Regions from separate parts of the Homo sapiens genome. Here regions 2, 3, 4 and 5 are each linked to region 1. The links are chromatin contacts, found by Hi-C or POLR2A ChIA-PET in ENCODE. All regions are on one chromosome and are shown on one strand. Each heading gives the region's core, a stretch centred on a gene start or an enhancer-like site at or near the end of the contact. The rest is flanking DNA. Distances are from core to core; before and after follow the strand shown. Region 1 holds the start of ARHGAP26 (Rho GTPase activating protein 26). Region 2 holds the start of NDFIP1 (Nedd4 family interacting protein 1). Region 3 has its middle 29 kb from the start of PCDH1. Region 4 overlaps LOC105378209 (a long non-coding RNA gene). Region 5 holds the start of DELE1 (DAP3 binding cell death enhancer 1).

The links. A loop is a pair of places that touch in the nucleus more often than their neighbours do. ChIA-PET counts read pairs that join two places held with the same protein, here RNA polymerase II (POLR2A). Pooled maps may share reads with other maps.
Region 2: a map of naive thymus-derived CD4-positive, alpha-beta T cell shows a loop between it and region 1 (7-fold over the local background). The contact joins the promoter of NDFIP1 here to the promoter of ARHGAP26 in region 1. A Hi-C loop is called at or near these places in 1 of 168 maps with a recorded cell type or tissue (naive thymus-derived CD4-positive, alpha-beta T cell) and 7 of 50 pooled maps. POLR2A ChIA-PET finds 5 or more read pairs at or near these places in 1 of 52 experiments (activated T-cell).
Region 3: a pooled map shows a loop between it and region 1 (9-fold over the local background). The contact joins the enhancer-like site here to the promoter of ARHGAP26 in region 1. A Hi-C loop is called at or near these places in 1 of 37 single-sample maps with no recorded cell type and 5 of 50 pooled maps. POLR2A ChIA-PET finds 5 or more read pairs at or near these places in 1 of 52 experiments (WTC11).
Region 4: a loop to region 1 is called in a map of OCI-LY7, with 10 times the contacts of the local background. The contact joins the enhancer-like site here to the promoter of ARHGAP26 in region 1. A Hi-C loop is called at or near these places in 1 of 168 maps with a recorded cell type or tissue (OCI-LY7) and 4 of 50 pooled maps. POLR2A ChIA-PET finds 5 or more read pairs at or near these places in 1 of 52 experiments (OCI-LY7).
Region 5: a loop to region 1 is called in a map of CD4-positive, alpha-beta T cell, with 5 times the contacts of the local background. The contact joins the promoter of DELE1 here to the promoter of ARHGAP26 in region 1. A Hi-C loop is called at or near these places in 2 of 168 maps with a recorded cell type or tissue (CD4-positive, alpha-beta T cell and naive thymus-derived CD4-positive, alpha-beta T cell), 2 of 37 single-sample maps with no recorded cell type and 7 of 50 pooled maps. POLR2A ChIA-PET finds 5 or more read pairs at or near these places in 1 of 52 experiments (activated CD4-positive, alpha-beta T cell).

What each region holds. Positions count from the first base shown.
Region 1 is chr5:142,768,996-142,771,695 of GRCh38, forward strand. It overlaps ARHGAP26 (Rho GTPase activating protein 26), which reads left to right and starts at 1,382. Exons shown (of 23, transcript NM_001135608.3): 1 at 1,382-1,920. The coding sequence starts at 1,767. RefSeq lists silencers at 1,186-1,595, 1,606-1,725 and an enhancer at 2,021-2,700.
Region 2 is chr5:142,107,357-142,110,056 of GRCh38, forward strand. NDFIP1 (Nedd4 family interacting protein 1) reads left to right here and starts at 1,423. Exons shown (of 8, transcript NM_030571.4): 1 at 1,423-1,681. The coding sequence starts at 1,619. RefSeq lists an enhancer at 1,174-1,675 and silencers at 1,253-1,522, 1,583-1,712, 1,783-1,852.
Region 3 is chr5:141,848,011-141,850,710 of GRCh38, forward strand. No RefSeq gene overlaps it. Among named protein-coding and RNA genes, the nearest start is that of PCDH1, 29 kb to the right of the region's middle. RefSeq lists enhancers at 344-900, 1,016-1,105, 1,459-2,015 and a silencer at 1,666-1,915. Within about 2 kb of position 1,366, at least 40 of the 41 ENCODE cell types and tissues checked have a DNase peak (open chromatin) inside an H3K27ac peak, as active enhancers do.
Region 4 is chr5:143,594,182-143,596,881 of GRCh38, forward strand. All of the region lies in intron 3 of LOC105378209 (a long non-coding RNA gene), which reads left to right. Among named protein-coding and RNA genes, the nearest start is that of MIR5197, 84 kb to the right of the region's middle. RefSeq lists enhancers at 1,060-2,259, 2,023-2,317, 2,138-2,282 and a cis regulatory region at 2,204-2,217. Within about 2 kb of position 1,295, at least 9 of the 41 ENCODE cell types and tissues checked have a DNase peak (open chromatin) inside an H3K27ac peak, as active enhancers do; they include OCI-LY7, where a contact is called at or near this core.
Region 5 is chr5:141,922,553-141,925,252 of GRCh38, forward strand. It overlaps DELE1 (DAP3 binding cell death enhancer 1), which reads left to right and starts at 1,319. Exons shown (of 12, transcript NM_014773.5): 1 at 1,319-1,420; 2 at 2,029-2,143. The coding sequence starts at 1,390. RefSeq lists an enhancer at 1,200-1,713.

The DNA of each region.
Region 1 (2,700 bases), core at 132-2,631:
GAGCCACCATGCTCCATTTATGAATTTAATACATTAATTGCTTTCTTAATATAGATGGGACACCTCTGACCCCTCCTGAGTGAAAAATCCATGTTCCCAAGCACCCAGGCCTTCTATCCTATCACAAGGCATGGTTATCGCTTGTTTGCTTCCATCTCACCTAATACCACCAGCAGCTAAATTCATTCTGTTATTCATCTTTGTATTCTTACCATCTAGGCTAGTGCCTGCACATAGCAGACCTATTTAAAAAACAAACCAACCCAAACAAACATGAAGCCCCCACGTAGCTGAAGGAGGGCTGCTGGTTCCTAGACATAGAGATAATTTATTCAAGGACAGTCCCTATCCTCCAGGAGTTAACAATTCAGCACTAGACACCCTGTGGGACCCAGCCTGACAAGTGCAACGAGTGAGATGCCAGAATTGAGTCCTGCGGTCGAACAGAGGGACTACAGGGCAACGCACTGGGCGTGGGAGGTGGAGATGGCTCTGGGAAAGGATCCATTCATTTATTCTACATTTATCAATCACCGTAGCACACACAGCACATAGTAAGTGCTCAATATCTGTTATTAAATGCCAGCCACTGTGCTAGGTGCCAGGATGCAACAGCGGACAAGAAAATTGCAGGGGCACTTGCCCTCGTGGGGCTTACCGTGTAGCGAAGGATGACAGGCAGTAGACTGTCATCTTATTATGTAAAATTGTGCTAGATGCAGAGCAGGAAAATAACAGGCGGCTGAAATTCTAGTAATGATGTGAGCTCCTTCGGCTGAGGGGAACCGTGGGCGGGTTCTGAGCAGGAGTGGCCGTGAGGGGGACGGACCGTAGGGGGCGGGAAGACTGCAGGCAAGAGCTGGTAATTTTAAGATGCAAATAACATTTTTCTGCCTGACTGGAAGAGGAGCGTTTGGTCGCTCGGGATTCTCCCGGAGCAGGGGGCTGTATTTTGAGTGTAAAATCGGTTGCCCCGCAGTGCAGGGCAGGCGGTGGTGAACTGCAGCCCTAGTCCCCAGGTTTTTCATGCTTGGCACATCGAGGCTCTTCGGCCCCCAGGACCAGCAGACTCGCCATGCGTGGCTCGGATTCGGGCTGGAGCAGGCGGGCAAGGTAGCGGGGGCGGGTGCACAGCAACGCTCACCCCTAGGTTTCGGGGTCTGCAACGCTGGGAGGGCAAGAGGAGGCGGAGTTTGCGCTGCGGACCTAGGCGTTGGCGAGGGCCACGCCCCCAGCCGCAGACCCTGCCTCCAGGCCCCTTTGATTGGATCAAGACCGCGGAAGGGCCGGGCGTCCTCGGGCGGCCTGAGGGTCGGGCAGGGGAGGGTGCGCTGATTGGCCCGGCGGGGATTAAGTCATCGCTAGCAGGTTCGAGCGGCCCAGACACCGGCGGGGCGGCCGAGGCTGCTGTGAGAGGGCGCTCGAGGCTGCCGAGAGCTAGCTAGCGAAGGAGGCGGGGAGGCGGCGTCTGCACTCGCTCGCCCGCTCGCTCGCTTCCCGGCGCCGCTGCGGGTCCGCGCTGCGTTTCCTGCTCGCGATCCGCTCCGTTGCCCGCGCCCGGAACAGCAGCACCTCGGCCGGGTCCGAGCTCGGTTCGGGAGTCTTGCGCGCCGGCGGACACCGCGCGCGGAGTGAGCCAGCGCCACACCTGTGGAGCCGGCGGCCGTCGGGGGAGCCGGCCGGGGTCCCGCCGCGTGAGTGCTCTGGGCGGCGGGCGGCCCGGGCCCCGGCGGAGGCGCGCCCCCCGGCTGGGCGCCGCGCGCACCATGGGGCTCCCAGCGCTCGAGTTCAGCGACTGCTGCCTCGATAGTCCGCACTTCCGAGAGACGCTCAAGTCGCACGAAGCAGAGCTGGACAAGACCAACAAATTCATCAAGGAGCTCATCAAGGACGGGAAGTCACTCATAAGCGCGCTCAAGAGTGAGTGTCCCGAGCCCCTCGGGGACGCGGCTCCGGGGCGGGAGGAACTGGGAGGTGGCGCTTAGCCCGGGTTGCCCGCGCGTCTGCCGGGTTTCTGCTCCCGGTACACTGGGGGACGGGTGTCGACGCCTCCGAGGCAGGAAGGATACGTAAAGCGGGCGAACCAGCAACCATCAGATGAAGAGAGAGACCCGTCGCTCCGCCTTTTGCGTTCAGGGATGGTCGGGAGGTGACCCAGCGCGGGTGGTGCTCTGGGGCAGCGCGGGTGGGCGTGGGCGTGCGCGGCACGCAGGTGTCCCAGCAGTGGGGCCAGAGTGCCGAGCGCGCCGCAGCCAGCGGGCAGATCCCATCGTGTCCACAGCTCCAGCTCCCTTAGGGGCAGAGTTGCTCAGCCTTGAGTGCCCAACCGTGAGAATGGAGCGTGCCCTGCCGAGGGGGCGCTGCCTCCCCTTGGGAAAAGGTGGGTTGTGACTGCTTCGCTCCCTGTACGCAGCTCCAGCCTAGTCAGGCCGCCGGGTTCCCTGGGTGGAATGCTTGGTTAGCTTGCGATTCCTTGGAGTATTGGCAGCCAGTAATCTCTAAATCTGGAATCAGTACGTGCGCAGGTTCTGATTCTTGTGTTTAGCAGAAGGTGATAGGGGTGGGAGTAGAGAATCAGAGTGTTCCTTTACTCTAAACTGTGGGCGAGGGTTTAAAAATAGAATGTACATATCCCAACTCTCTCCCTCTCCTGCTCCCAAGCTCTCCTTTTTACCTCTTCCGTTATCCTTGTAAAGGTCT
Region 2 (2,700 bases), core at 173-2,672, 660 kb before region 1:
TTACAATTTTCTCATATATACAGAAACCTCAGGGTGTGTTCTAAACACAGTTCTCTTTTAAAATACATAATTAACTAAACTTCAAAATTAGAAGCTAAGACAATAATCATATTAATATAACCTCTACACTGCCAACTTGGAAAGGCAATGAAGAAGAAATGGGAATTGCAACAAGCTTCAGAGATGGAAGATTTTGTTTTTCTCTGTAGGACATGTGGGTAGAAGCAATTGCAGATGGCTGGGTGTGAAAGAAACAGACCTTGCAAGCCTGCTATATAGCTATACTGTGCTACATGGCATTGGGAGGTAATAAGATTTAAAAGACAAATACTCTTGTCTTCACAAAGCTTATAATTTAGTTGTGCAATACTGGGTAAGAAAGCTGGCTTAATGGAGTTGTATTCCAGCTTCACCCCTTAGTAGCTCTGTGTCATTGGGTGAGATATTTAATTTCTTTGGGCATAACTTCCTCATCTGTGAAACACTGATAATTGTATCTCCTATATGGCAGCTATGCCAGCCTCCTTTCTGTTCTTCCACAAGACAATCTCTCTCTGGACCGCCCTTTGCACCTGTTCCTGTGGTCGGGAAAGCCTTTAGCATGGCCAAACCCTTCAAGTTTTGACTTCATGTCACCGAGTCAGGGAGCTTTTTTGGAAAATATTGTTTCCGATTCCGCAGATGAGGCTGTTAAAATACTAAAGGATGGCATAAACATGAGGATGCTATTATAATCATCCACCCTAAGTAGGATTTGAGATCCAAGCAGTTCTCAAGGATTTAGGGTTAGCAAACTTTTTCTGTAAAATGTCAGATAGCAAGTATTATAGGGTTTGCAGGCCATACCAAACAAATGGGTGCTGCTGTGTTCCAATAAAACTTTATTTATGGACACTGAAACTTGAATTTCATGTACTTTTCACAGTCATGGTGGCAGACCGGATTTGGCCCCCTCCCTGTCGCTGGCTGACCCCTGGTTTATGAGTACGGCAGATAAAAGAAGGGAGTGAATAAGAACCACGATTCTGCTGCCAGACACGAGGGATCAGGTCGCTGCTGTGAAGATTGTCAACCTCTCTGGTTGCCAACGACCTCGAGAATGGGGTTGTGGTCCCTGCGTCAGGGCGGTTGTGCTGAAGGCTGGATGAGGGCACGTAGGTGAAGCTCAGTGCTTGGCACGAGGTGCTCATCAGCAGCATCGCCCTTGCTTTGGGCTGGCCTGTTAGTAATTCGTTTTTAGTGGAATCGAATACAACACTTGAGCCTCGGAGGCTCAGGTCGTCGGAGCAACTACACCAGGGCCGGTGCACCTCGGGGCGGCGGCGCAGGACTAGGCTAGGCCGGGCCGGGCCGGGCAGGGCGGCGCGAGTCGGGGGTGGGGCGGCGGCGCAGCGCCGTCGTCGTAGTCCCCGCCTCTTCCCCAGGGGCCGCGTCGGAGCCTCGGCGGCGGCGGCGGTGCTTACAGCCTGAGAAGAGCGTCTCGCCCGGGAGCGGCGGCGGCCATCGAGACCCACCCAAGGCGCGTCCCCCTCGGCCTCCCAGCGCTCCCAAGCCGCAGCGGCCGCGCCCCTTCAGCTAGCTCGCTCGCTCGCTCTGCTTCCCTGCTGCCGGCTGCGCCATGGCGTTGGCGTTGGCGGCGCTGGCGGCGGTCGAGCCGGCCTGCGGCAGCCGGTACCAGCAGGTAAGCGGCGCCCGACTCCAGCCCCGAACTCCGGTCCCTGGCTCTGCCCTGCCCGCTGGCCGCCTCAGGCCTCTCTGGCCGGCCCGCGGCCAACTCGACGCCGGGGCTTGGCAGGCCGCGCTGGGCCTGGAGGGGCGGGTCGGGCCCCGGGCTCGGATTCGAGGCTGCCACGGGCCCGGCCTGCCCGTCTGCGACCCCAGGTGGGACTCCGGCGGTGGAAAGTCCTCCTCCCGGCCTCGTTTCCCGCATTTCCCAGGGCGGGCGGGTCCCTGAGTCAGAACCCGCGACCCACAGGCGGCATCGATCTGAGGCATTCGTTTTTCATTTTTCCACCTTTGGTTTGATGTCATTGGAAAAGAAAGAAAGAAAAAAGCATGAAACGGAAACTGGGTGGAGAGAAAAGATTAAAATCTCTGCTGCTGCCGATAGCTCCCCACAGCAAGATGCTATTGCTCAGGGTTTCAGAGCCTAGTTTGTCGAAACCCATCCCCCTCGCCTCCGTTTTAAGACAAAAGTAAAAAATGAAGCAAGAGACAAGCCCGCAGTTTGCAGTAGATTTGGAAGAGGCGATGTTTGGCTGTGGTGATGCCCCAAAAGGGAGAGCTACGATGAAGTCTGCAGGGCGTGTGCCGGGTGTATTTTAAATGCTTGGAAGTGACGTTTTAAGAGATTTGATGGCATAGCTGGGGAGGAAATGTATAGGAAATGATTGGATCATTTTCTCGGGTTTGATTTAATACATTGAGGCCCCAGGGAAAAGAGCTGCTTGTTTCACTCCGCGTCTGTAGCTAAGTTCCCCCAGGAAATTTAGAGACCTTCTGCAGGGTTTTTGGAAGTGTTAATCTAACATACAGTAATGGTGGGAATTGAGCCAGGTGGTAAACTGATGTTGATTGGAACCGCAAATAACGGCTTGTGTTTGTCATGTTTCAGATGCTTTCGGTGCATACAGATGTCAATCCTCCTTTTATCAAATAAAATGTCCTATCTTAGACGATCTACAATTTTATATTTTAGAA
Region 3 (2,700 bases), core at 116-2,615, 920 kb before region 1:
CCAAGGTCATGCCACTAGAAATAAGTACAGCCAAATTTCTAACGTAGGTCTCTCTGACTCCAAGTTTGATGGAAAGTGGGGACCATTCTTTTGTTTGTTTTCCGAGATGGAGTCTTGCTCTGCTGTCCAGGCTAGAGTGCAGTGGCACAATCTCGGCTCACTGCAACCTCTGCCTCCCGGGTTCAAATGATTCTCCTGCCTCAGCCTCCCAAGTAGCTGGGATTACAGGTGCGCACCACCGTGCCCAGCTAATTTTGATATTTTTAGTAGAGATGGGGTTTCCCCATGTTGGCCAGGCTGGTTTCGAACTCCTGACCTCGTGATCAGCCCACCTCGGCCTCCCAAAGTGCTGGGATTACAGGTGTGAGCCACCGCGACCAGCCAGGGACCATTCTTAACCAGCCTAAACTGCACCTGGTTCCTCTTCCTGTCTGCCTGTGTATCTCCACTCCCAACCCAGGCATCCCCAGAGAAACCTGGGGCAGGGAAGGGAGGAACACAGAATCTGGAAGAATGTAAATCTGACCTTTTCTTTTACAGGCTTAAAATCTGTAAATGGCTCCTCTCCAACCCCTCAATCCAAGCACTTTAAGTTGACCAGCAGGTCCTTAGTTCTGGCCCCTGCCTTCTTCTCCAACTTCTCCTGCCCTCCTGAGCCACCTCACCTCCTCCTCCACCTCCAGACCCTGGCACATACTCCTCCTCAGCCTGCAAGGCTGACCCCTTCCTCAGTAGCCTATCCCTCATTTGCCCTTTGAAACTCAGCTCTGGCACCACCCCTTCCAGAAAGCCTCTAGACTTTGGAGAGGACAGCGCCTTTAGGTCTCCTGCCAGAATTTCCGGCTCAAGGCAGGGCCGAACACAAGATGTGGTCATTGTTTACCTGTCTGCCTTTCCCACAGAGACTGTGTGTCATTCTTGGGGTCCAGTACCCTGTGCCGGTCTGGCACATGGGAGGGGCTCAGGAAATGTTTGTAGAATGAGTTAATCAACCAGTGACAGGATTCTGGTACCCAGTCGGCCACCACATCTCCTCCAACTTCCTTAACTCCAGACATCTTTTCCTGGGCTAGGCCTTAACAGAAGGAACTCCTCACCCTTCACTGTGGGGTCAAGTCAGGGGTGGAGACAATGCGGGCCCCTCCCCCGCTGATTCAGCGCCTCTCCTAATGAGGTGAGGCCTCAGGTTTAGGAAGGGTTGCCACACCCACTGGTAGGGGGAGGGTCTGTGATTCTGTAACTGGAGGATAGGTAGGGGGCTTCGGTTGTAGACTGAGTAGGGAGCTGACCTAAGCCGGTAGATTCAAGTACTGCCCGAGAGATCTCTGCCTTTCCGCCCCACACCCCAGTCACCCCGCGCCAGGCTCTCGGCGCGTCAGATCCCGGCCCTGCGTTCTTCATCTCCTGCCCCGCCACGCCCCCAACTGCAGATCCAACTCGGGTCTCTCCGAAAGCAGCAAGGAGCCTCGGGGTGGGCTCTATGCCCCGTGATGCTCCGCGTCTGGGAACGGATGAAGGGGTGCCAGCAACCCCCGCCGTCCCCGCTGTCGATCCGGGTTTACACGAGGCTCATCCGGGATTAGTCCCTGCGGTCGGCTAATCCCAGCGGCTGGACCGACCCCGGGGTCCGGAGCGAGGCCCACACAGTACCGGCCTAGGGAGCTAGGGCGCGGGTCGAGCAAAAGCGCGCGACGCTGGGCGGGTGTGGGGGTGGGGAGGGGCGGAGGAGGGAGCAACGCCCCGGGAGGCGGGGCCAGGAACCGGCTGATCCGGTCTCTGTTTTCCGACCTCTCCGGAGCGGGTGTTTACCCGGGAGCCGGACGGAGGAGGCCGGGGCCGGTCGAGCCCGGAAGGGGGGAGGGGAGCGCAGTCGGAGACCGAGGCTGAGACCTTTTCGGTTCCTTTCCCCTAAATCGACTTCCAACCCTCGTTCCTGAGCGTGGGAGAACGCGGCAGACAGACAGATGTCTCCCGCCCCTTATCCTATCCAGTTCCGCAATTCACACTCGTTGCCAAAGAGTGGGGAGCGGGAATGGATACACCCGGGAACGACTGCACGTCCTGCGGGCGCCCGGGGAAGAAGGCAGCGCAGCACAAAACCTCTCCTGCGGTCACCTCCCACCCCATCCTGCACCTGAGTTCTTGCGGGGAGGGGGTGCCCACAGCAGGTCGGGCCCAGAGGATCCGGCAGGGGTCACTTTGAGGTGTACGGACTAGGAGTCTATCCTCAGAACGCGTCAGCTCGACCCCATCCCCGATTAATACCAGTGCGGGTCTCAGTCTCTTGTCCCTCGCGTCCCCCAGCCCTCTCCAAGGCCTCCAGATTTAGCTCCCACTCTCCACGGGACGCAGGCCCGAGGACCCGGAAGAAGCTGAGTGGGGTCCGGTTTTCACACTTTTATTGTAAAGCTCGGGAATAATTACACGGGTCTTTCATTGACAGCTCAGCAAACAAACCGGAAACGAACCGAACCGGAGGGGGTAGGGGCGGTGCCTGCGCATGCTCGCGGCGGGGTGGGGGGGGGTGGGGGTGGGGGTGGGGGGGTCAGAGAAAGAGAAAGACAGAAAGAGACAGAAATCATTACAAATCAACGGGATTGTGCTCGCAGCGCCAGGGATGGGGTGGGGTGGGGCGGGGCGGGGGCCCTTCCCGGGAGGAGCGAGGCAGTGGGAAGTGGCACGAACCAAGAGAAACACGAC
Region 4 (2,700 bases), core at 45-2,544, 830 kb after region 1:
CTGGAGCTATAAAATGATTGTTTCACTTCATCTGTTAGGTTAGGCAACATGTGGAGGTCATTGTTTCAAACAATTGAACAAAATTTCAAAGTTTTGTCTTTGTTCATTAAAGAAAATGTATATGACAAATCAAAGGTGTGTTTTATGGATTGTAGATTTAGGGTGATATTAAGAGACTTTTAATTTGGAGAATTGGTTCTTTGCAAAATAAGAAGGACTGGATATAATACAACCAGCTGGATATGGTGCAGGTGTGCTTGATTCATCTTCAATGGGCGTCAGCAAAGTAGTGGCTAAGACCTTGAACTTGGAGTCAAGATGGGCCACCCTTTATTTGCTGTGAATGTTGGCAAAGCTATGTCTCATTTTCTTCATCCATGAGTTGAGAATAATAATGGTAACTCTTCCATGGTTCTGAGGATTAATTAACACAGGTAATATATGTGGTGCCTAGCACATGGTAAGTACATGTTATTAATATCCATTTCTAAGGCTCCTTGGTGACAGTTTCGACCATCCTAGATATTTTAGTGAAGCTACTGTATGTATATGGATATTTGTCTCTCTGGTTGATTTTTCTAACGTTGGTTAAAAATGTATCCAGAAGAAGAAATAAAAATAACAATCATCCTCCAGTTTTAAAAGCAGATGAGTTCTTGAGAAGAGGGCAAATGAGTCTGTATATGGAGCACAGGCCCAGCCACTTTTACATTTTATTTGTTTATTTTAAAAAAGACCACATTTCGCTTTGTTGCCCAGGCTGGAGTGCAGTGGTGCAATCACAGCTGACTGTAATCTTGAACTCCTGGGATCAAGCAGTCCTCTCACCTTGGCCTCCTGAATTATTGGGATTACAGGCATGAGCCAACATGTCTGGCTGACCCAGCTACTTTAGAGATCAATAGTGATCTCCCATCTGCTCCCCCACAGGCATAACCAACAATCTCATGCTGAGAACTGATGCTTCTCTCTGCCTTTGCACATTGTAAACATGGTGCATTTGCTGCATTTTCCTATGATCTTCTGCTAAACTCAGGCCTTTTATTTACAGACAAACGGTGCGACTTTTACACAGGCATCATGGGAGTAAGCCCAAGATATTTTCTCACACTTGATTCCAGGCATGTGGGGTTTGGTTTCTTGATCAAATATCTGTGTTTGCTCTGTTTACAAGTATCTGATGAGCAAAACCAACAGAGGTGCTCCAGACAGGCTGGCTGTGCTGATCCCTTGGAAAAGAATTAAACAAAACCCAGTCTTTGTGTGAGTACTGTCCTAGCGTGCTGACTGATCTATTTGCTGATTAAATTCTTAACCTGTACCTATTTGATGCTTACGTCAGTTTTGCGTCTTTGAACCCTAATTTTGCAGTGCTTTAGTGACCAATTTATTTTTTTCAGTAAACTGCATAAATGACTCATCAGCAGGAAATGTGAATAAATAGTCAACTTAACTGAAAATACAAATAAACATATCTTTCTTTTGTGAGGAGGATTTGCTTAAAGGGGAAAAAAACCTTGGGAGGATGGACTATAGTTCCTAAGAGGGCATAATCTTCTGCTTTTTCTGTGGGATTCTAGCCCCCTTTTCTGGGCAGGGATGGCATGAGCCCAGCTACTAAGGAGATATCTGTCCACATGACATTTATTAGTTTAGAAGTGGTAGCCTCTTCATCAGGAATTTAAGTAATTTTTAAAGAGTTACCTGATGAGTGCATACATGTATGTGTACGTGCATGTGTACGCGTGTGTGTGTGTGTGTGTGTGTGTGTGTGTGTGTTTTCTGGAATCCCTGTAAGTCATCTTTCTGGTCACTCATGTAGCCAGTGCTATGACCTCATATAATTGGAACTCTAATTCTACTGCCTACTAAACAGTCAATAATATTGAGCACTATTAAACATCTCATGAAAGAATAGCATTAGAATTAGCACCCAGATGGCATCATAACCATATGGGCACAATAATGTGGATATAAAGACATTTTCTTGATTACCATATCCACAGGACCTTTGATTCTGGAATTCTACATGGGATTCCTAATTTCCATGTAAATAGTTTTGTTAGCATGGCAATCACAGGCAGTCATTACAAGAACCTGTCTTGTATCTCTTAACTGAGATGAAAGAGAGGCAAAACGGAGGTGGTGATGAAAGCATTGCATAAAGAGTGACTTTCCATATTTCATGTCTGGATTAAATCCAAGTTTCAAAGTTCAGGAGGCCCCCTGAGCATGCTGGATACTTTCACTGATGACTCATGAGAGGTGTACATATTTTTCTCCCTTTGTTCAAGCGTGGTGACCAACTCCCTCTGCCCTCCCATTCTTATCTCCTTGTAAGTGCCCTAGGTGAGTATTTCCCCATCCTTCCCATCCTGTGATATGCCTGGGAACTTGCTGAGACACCACACTAGAAGAAAGGGTGAATCTCCCAGGGACTTTCACGCCATTATGACTTTTTCTATTTTTGTATGGAAAATATGAACCTCTAATGTTCTGATACTGGAAATCCAGAAGCTGGGCAAGTAACAGGTAAAATTCAAGGCAACATAGTATCCAGCCACAATGAAACTGAAAGAATATGGATAGGCTTGTACATGGTTTTGTTTTAAAGTAGTTCTAAATACTAAAGTTACAAATATTTTAAATTTACACATAAATACATAGAATTCTAATGATGGTTACAATCATTTAATAATA
Region 5 (2,700 bases), core at 69-2,568, 850 kb before region 1:
GAGCCGAGATCACACCATTGCACTCCAGCCTGGGCGACAGAGAATCCGTCTCAAAAGAAAAAAAAAAGTTGTCTAACATATTAATACAACTTTCAAGCCACATGCCTCGGTCTAAAAGTAGGTGCCCCCAGTACACTTTTACCCCAGGTAGCAACTTCCACTCACCTTAAAGTCACATACCTGGAGGAAGGGGATAGGGAGGAAATCTAAACATCTTATACTTGAATGTAAGCTCCGTTATTTCACGGATTCAAATGTGGTGAAAGGAACTATTTTTTTTTCCTTTTTTTTTTGAGATGGAGTCTCACTCTGTCGCCCAGGCGCGATCTCGGCTCACTGCAACCTCCCGTCTCCCGTGTTCAAGCAATTCTCCTGCCTCAGCCTCCAGAGTAGCTAGGATTACAGGCGCCCACCACCACGCGCAACTGATTTTTGTATTTTTAGTAGAGACAGGGTTTCACCATGTTGGCCAGGCTGGTCTCAAACTCCTGACCTCAGGTGATCCGCCCGCCTCGGCCTCCCAGAGTGCTGGGATTACAGGCGTGAGCCACCGGGACCAGACGGAACTATTCTTTTCCACAAAAGAACAAACACATACATAACTTTTGCCACGTCTGAAGACGAGGGTTCTAATAGGGCGCGGGTGGTGTCTCAGGTATTTTGAAAGGAGCTACCCAAGAATCTCAGCTTGTCAGGCCAGTCATTCCATTTGACCCTATCTGGCGCGTATTGGGGCCCCGACAAGGTAAGGGGTTGGCATGAAGCTGCACAGTGAGATAAAGCTGGACCGGAGCTAGAACCCAGAATCAAAGCCTTGCCCTGTGCGGTTTCTCATCGCCTACGCAGTCGGGCCCTGGCCTGGCATCTCCAGGCAGGTGGCCTTGGACGGAAGCCCGGCCTACTGGCTTCATTTGTGGGACCCCGGGGGTCCTCTCCTCCGCCCATGGAGCCTGGTTACTCCCACTTCCTCAAGCCTAGGGCCTGGAGAAGCCTTTCCTGGTTCGCGGCCTCACGGTCTGCAAGGTCCTCTTACTTCCCTGAAGCCGCTCCAGCCCCACTTCCCGAAGGTCCCGCTTCCGGGTGGCTCGCTTCGCCACCTGCGGTCCCCTGCCTCGGCTTGGGAACGCCAAGGACATCCCCCACGGAAGCCTGGGCCCACATCCCCATGCCCTTGCCGCACGTCACCGCCCCGCTGGCCCCGAATACGCCTCCGCCCTGCACTTCCTCTCTGCAGCGCCGTCTTTCCGGCCGGGCTCCCTTCTAATTGGCCAGCTCAGAGCTTCCTCGGGTACTCGGCCACTCGGGGCATCGCGGCGGCCTTTCTAGCCGCTGTCCCAAGGGTTGGTCTCGCGCTTTCGGCTGCGAGCTCTCTGTGGTGCTGGCAGCGACATGTGGCGCCTCCCGGGACTCCTGGGCCGAGGTAAGGGACGTCCAAGCAACCAGCGTCACTCTGGGCCGCAAAGACCGAACTGGAGTGGGGGCGGGCCCGAGGAAACAGCCGAAGCGATCGTGGGCCGGGTTAGAGCCAAGGAAGGCGGGGCTTGAAAGAGGGCGGGGAAGTCAGGGGCTGCTGGAATTTGAGATGTGGATGGGCCTAGCTAGAAGAGGGTGGAGTCCAAGAAGTTGGTAGGACTGTTGGGAGGGGGAGGAGTCCAATGGCAGGAGATGGTGGACTGAATGAATGAAAGAGGATTAGGGGCCAATGGAGTAGGCATAGCCAGTGAAGAGAGGAGAGGTTTAGAGTCAAAGAGCCCCAAACATTAGTGAGAGTATATGTATGAACGTTTGGTCATCTTAGAACAGTGGTTGGCATCCACAGGAGACCAGCAGAATCACATGGGCGCTTTTAAAAAACGTGGATGCTCTACCCTGAGAAATCTTAGTTTATTGGTTCTGGGGTACTACCCTAGAATCTGTAGTAGATAAAAGATTCCCATGTGTATCCATGTTTAAGAACCTCTGCTGAGGCAGATGACAGTGATTCCTGGGTTCTTGTTGAGGTGCCTGAGTTTTGGTTGTTCTGTACAGCTCTTCCCCGTACACTGGGACCTAGCCTCTGGAGGGTGACTCCTAAGTCCACCAGCCCAGATGGGCCTCAGACTACCTCCTCCACTTTGCTGGTTCCTGTGCCTAACCTCGACAGGTAAGATACTGCCATTTTACCACTCATTTCCTCCCCTAGTCACCCTTTTTTTTTATTTTTTTTTTTTTGTTGTTTTTTGAGATGGAGTCTCATTCTGTCGCCCAGGCTGGAGTGCAGTGGGGCAATCTCAGCTCACTGCAACCTCCGCCTCCCAGGTTCAAGCAGTTCTCTGCCTCAGCCTCCCGAGTAGCTGGGATTACAGGCACCCGTCACCACACCCTGCTAATTTTTATTTTATTTTATTTTTTTTGAGACAGAGTCTCGCTCTGTCGCCCAGGCTGGAGTGCAGTGGCGCGATCTTGGCTCACTGAAACCTCCGCCTCCTGGGTTCAAGCGATTCTGCTGCCTCAGCCTCCCAAGTAGCTGGGATTTCAGGCATGCACCATCACGCCTGGCTAATTTTTTTTGTATTTTTAGTAGAGACGGGGTTTCACCATGTTAGCCAGGATGGTCTTGATCTCCTGATCTCATGATCTGCCCGCCTCAGCCTCCCAAAGTGCTGGGATTACAGTGTGAGCCACTGTACCCAGCCAATTTTTATATTTTTAGTAGAGATG